Linked DNA regions of Homo sapiens: region 2 is linked to region 1. A link is an interaction called in ENCODE POLR2A ChIA-PET data of the cell type or tissue named here. Cell type or tissue: OCI-LY7. All regions are shown on one strand. Region 1 overlaps LOC107985995 (a long non-coding RNA gene). Region 2 overlaps SP110 (SP110 nuclear body protein).

Region 1 (2,500 bases):
CATACTAGGCTGAGATCATGGTGTTGGCCACCTTGAAGGCTGTGTTCCTTCTCGTGGCTGTAGGGGAGAGCCACCAGCTTCTGCAGGCCGCCCACATTCCTTGGCTGGTGGCTCTTCCTCCATCTTCAAAGCCAGCACTGCTGCGTCATTTTGTCTTCTTTCCATACTCACATTGCCTTGTCTCCCCTTTTCTGCCCCCACCCCTGTCCACTTTTAAGGACCCTGGGGATTACATTGAGTCCAATGAGATAATCCAGATAATCTCTCTATTTTAAGGTCAGCTGATTAGCAACCTTAATTCCATCTGCAACCTTAATTCCCCTCTTGCCATGTAAGGTAACAAATTCACATGTTCCAGGGATTAGGATGTGGACATCTTTGGGAGACCATTATTCTGCCTACCACAGATTTCCTTCTTTCTTCTTTTCCTTTTTCTTTTCTTCCTTCTTTTTCGTTTCTTTGAAAAAAAATTCACATGTATTTCACATTGCCTTCCTCGGTCACCCAAGCTGGAGTGCAGTAGCATGATCACAGCTCATTGCAGCCTCAACCTCCTGGGCTCAGGTGATCCTCCCACCTCAGCCTCCTGAGTAGCTGGGACTACAGGCACACGCCACCATGCCTGGCTAATTTTTTTGACTTTTTATAGAGACGGAGTCTCATTATATTGCCCAGACTGGTCTTGACCTTTTGGACTCAAGTGATCTGGCTGCCTCACCCTCCCAAAGTGCTGGGATTACAGGCATGAGCCGCTGCACCCGGCCTATATTGCTATTTCTTATATCAATTCTGTCTCTCTTTTTTTTTTTTTTTTTTTTTGAGATGGAATCTCACTCTGTCACCCAGGCTAGAGTGCAGTGGCAATCTTGGCTCACTACAACATCTGCTTCCCAGGTTCAAGCAATTCTCCTGCCTCAGCATCCCAAGTAGCTGGGGTTATAGGAGCGTGCCACCATGCCCAGCTAATCTTATATCAACTCTTGATTTAAAAATTATTGAGGCTGGGCACAGTGGCTCACGCCTGTAATCCCAGCACTTTGGAAGGCCAAGGCGGGTGGATCACTTGAGGCTAGGAGTTCAAGACCAGCTTGGCCAACATGGTGAAACCCCGTCTCTACTAAAAACACAAAAATTAGCTGGGTGTGGTGGCGCCTGCCTGTAATTCCAGCTGCTTGGGAGGCTGAGGCACGATATTGCTTGAATCTGGGAGGCGAGAATCGCTTGAACCTTGAGCTGAGATCGTGCCTCTGCATTCCAGCCTAGGCAACAGAGTGAGACTCTGTCTCAAAAAAAAAAAAGAAAAAAAAATTTTGAGAAAATTGTGAGAAATTGTGGCCAAGTGAGGGCATTTTGATGAGGTGCTAGGCTTCAGTGGTTTACATATCTTACTTTTGCTGATAAGAACACGGGCAACTGGATGGTTAGTGTTCCCTTGGGCGGTGCCTCTCATATCCACTCATTTCAAGCAGGCTTTTGACAGCAAGATTAGGGTTCCTGACAAGCACTTCAATTGCCGATGATCCATTTTGTTGGAAAAGAAGTCTGTAAGATTTTTAAGTCTGTTTTTTTTTTCTCTGAAAACTTGCCCACTTATGGAGGTATGATGGATCTCATATGAACTGTGCATATTTAGTGTCCAATTTGATGAGTTTCAGCATATGGAGGTAGGATGGATCTCGTATGAACTATGCATATTTAGTGTACAATTCGATGAGTTACAGCACGTCTATGGAACTACCACCTCAATCAAATGACTCCAAAATTTTCCTTGTGCTGCTTTGTAATCCTTGTCCCACCTCCACACACCCAGGCAGTCTTTAATTGGCTCTCTGAGAAGCTTCTACTCTGGACCATGAAGGCTTTTCTGATCAATTATTTTGTCTTCATAAGTTTCACTGCTCTTACCTGTCTGTTGGTCTCTCAGTGACACAGGTGGATTGAGGACAGGCCCAAAGCAAAGAGGACTGTGACCCATAAGTTGGTATGTCTGGGTTAAATAAATAGAAATCCACTATCAGGCCAGGCGCAGTGGCTCATGCCTGTAATCCCAGCACTTTGGGAGTCCGAGGTGGGCGGATCGCCTGAGGTCGGGAGCTTGAGACCAGCCTGGCCAACACGGTGAAAACCCATTTCTACTAAAAATACAAAAATTAGCAGGGCGTAGTGGTGGGTGCCTGTAATCCCAGCTACTCAGGAGGTTGAGGCAGGAGAATTGCTTGAACCCAGGAGACGGAGGTTGAAGTGAGACAAGATAGCGCCATTGCACTCCAGCCTGGGTGACACAGCGACACTCTGTCTCAAAAAAAAAAAAAATCCATCTTCAATTAGAATGTAAAATATAAGCGCTAAACTCTTTTCATGTATCTGAAGTAGAGAAACCTGACATTCTCCCTTGATTTTTAGGCAAATTATATATTTTCTCTCAATAGCAATCTTACCTTTAATTGAATTGCATTAGCTAACAACCTTACATCTTAAGAATGTAAACTAATTCACATGC
Region 2 (2,500 bases), 140 kb after region 1:
TAGGTATTAGAGGAGTGGATGCAATATTATTTGGATCGAAGAGGACCCCTCTTCTCAGTACTGGAGAGCTCAGAATCCATGGTATCATTTTTGACAATGCCCAATATCATACCATTCTTACGTTTAATGTAATCAAACTCCATTATGATGATGGTTTGGGGAGGACAAGTGATACAATTTGAGAAGCTAAATATTAGGTCTAGCAGACCTTTAAACATTTTATCATCTTTTCTAGTAATTTTGATAACATTGTTCTTAGAATCCAAACCATATAAAAATGAAGAATGTTGAAACTCTAAGGCCCCCATAATCAGGTGGGGGTGAGGAATCAGCTAAGGGTCACTAGTGTGAGTGTTACGCAGGTTACTTGTCAATTCAGAATGGTGTTTTGGTTGTTGGTTTGTTTTGCATTGCTGCGTTGGTGAATTGGCCCCTTCTGTTTCTTTTCCTTTGTATTGCTCAGTTCTTTTTCCCAGGGTTCCCACCATAGCCTCTTGGTTGGCAGACGCATGTTCTCCCTTCACAGTCACCTTGAGCTAAGCGGTATCAGCCCCAGTCAGTGTTACCTTGCACAGTGCTAGTGAGGAGGCTGGGCATCTCTTCTGAGTCTTCTTCCGCATTCATTTTGGATGTTAACTTGTCATTGGTCACTGAAGGAGGAAAGGAAATTATTACAGATTGCAGGGACTGGATGTCAGGGAGAAGAGTGAATGTTAAAAGTGCCTGGGGCAGATAGAGCATCAAGGCACAAGGGCAGAGGGTTGGAATGTCCCGGGAGTGGGAAGCAGGTGTTCTGGACTCTAGGTCTTACCCACCCCCCGGCAGTGCTCATAATCCCTCTTGAAAAGGGTTGTGTTTGGGTAGATGGGTGCAAGAGAAGAACTAGGACAATAAAAGTCAAGATGCTGGGATTGGCGGCAACATGGCACAGGCACCTTAGGCTGAGGATATACAGGTGTTGGATGGGATCTGTTTCTCACCTGAAGTGCTTCTTCCTTCCTGGATGAGTGCAGGGAGAGGCAGGACAGGGTCAGATGGGCTGGGCGACTCACTCAGGATCTCATCGCTTTGCTGGGAGGATGTTCCAGGCTCACTGACTCTTGGCGCACAGGGTGAACAGCTTGGTTGAGGGGGTTGTGGTGGGGGCAGCGCCAGTGGGGTATGGAGGGAGCTTCCTTCTGCTAGGCCAGTTGGGGCTTCAAGTAGGATTGGTGTGTCTCTGCTCTGCCATTCATAGGAAGCACCAACTGGGATTGGTGAAGGGACACACATCAGTACCCTGGAGACTCAGAATTACTTGGGGAAGGGGATTTCTTAATACATGCCTTCCAATAGGATGGGGGCATGGAGCTATTCATTGTCCCCCAGGTGCAGAGAACTGATTCATTGTCATCATTATCCATTTGTGGCCCCTTAATATTTTATTTATCTGGTTTGGGCATTGAGTGCTACAATAAGTGCATCTAAGCCCTGATCTAATACCAAAATGGTTTCACACATAAAAGTTGAGTTTGGGTTTGTACCCAGGGGTTTAACTTTTCTTTAATCTTGGTGTCATATAATTTAGTCAATAATGAACATGCTATAGTTTTAAAAGAGGTCTCTGTTTTAATAAATAAACAGATCATACTTCCCCGAAGCAAATAAGAGAAAATAAAAATTCCTTAGCAGGGTGTATTAGGACATTTATATTCTGGTTTCTGCTCATTTCTGCAGAGTCAGCTTCTGTGCCTTCTATTGTACCCTGTGATCTGGTCACACCCAGCTTTCTCTCCCATCCACAATACCCCAGACCCTTGGCTTTCTGCATGCTATTCCCTTGCATGGCTAGTGCTGGGTTTCTCTTAAGATTCTTCTCCATCATTTATTTCAGAAGTAAATGGTCTCAACCAGTGAATGGAAAAAGGAAAGTAACTTCAAATTTTGGAAAGGGATTCAGAACAAAATCATCAGGTTGAAGATCCCGGAAGATGACTGAAGCTCAGCCAGGTCAGGGGCACATCAGTGTGTGGGTCCCCATGGTTCTCAGATGTTCTTACCATAGCCTTTAAGGCCATGCCTCTCCTAGTATTGCCCAGATGCTGCCAGGACAGTGGGCCCTCTGTAGCTGCCCCTACCTGGAGGTGGACTTGCCCCTTTCACTGTCCATGTAGCTCAAGAAATCATCTCTCCCTTCAGGGGGAAGCCTTTTGATGGTGAAGTGTCAGAGAGCAAAGGAGGAACTGTCAACAATGGTGATTCCACTAATGAAAATATCCAATGTGAGCTGGTGGTCCTTTGCTTGTTGTTCTGAGGTAAGTGAACATGTGATTTGGCCACAGTGTTTTACTTCCAACCTAAAATGACTTTACTGCCTCTCTCTTTCCCTGGCTGATTTCTTCCCAACTCTGCCACTGTTCTTTTTCCTACTCCTTTATTTATCCAGTCTCTTTTCTTTCTCTACGTACTTCATGATCCATTCTTTCTCAGACCCTCTCTTTCTGTGGCTATGTTTGCGATT

Evidence for each region. ChIA-PET counts read pairs that join two places held together with the same protein. Peaks named below come from ENCODE experiments on the same cell type or tissue, not always from the same donor. Only the 100,000 strongest peaks of a DNase experiment are listed, where the experiment ranks them.
Region 2: POLR2A ChIA-PET joins it to region 1 with 12 read pairs; 5 of 35 experiments call an interaction of 5 or more read pairs at or near these places.

Annotation. Positions count from the first base shown.
Region 1 is chr2:230,069,631-230,072,130 of GRCh38, forward strand. The region is part of intron 1 of LOC107985995 (a long non-coding RNA gene); the gene reads left to right. Among named protein-coding and RNA genes, the nearest start is that of SLC16A14, 2.0 kb to the left of the region's middle. In OCI-LY7, no CTCF peak of the experiment used is centred here; no DNase peak of the experiment used is centred here.
Region 2 is chr2:230,211,781-230,214,280 of GRCh38, forward strand. SP110 (SP110 nuclear body protein) reads right to left here. Exons shown (of 19, transcript NM_080424.4): 4 at 981-1,247; 5 at 567-650. It also overlaps a transcript of SP140 not described here. Among named protein-coding and RNA genes, the nearest start is that of SP110, 7.0 kb to the right of the region's middle. In OCI-LY7, no CTCF peak of the experiment used is centred here; no DNase peak of the experiment used is centred here.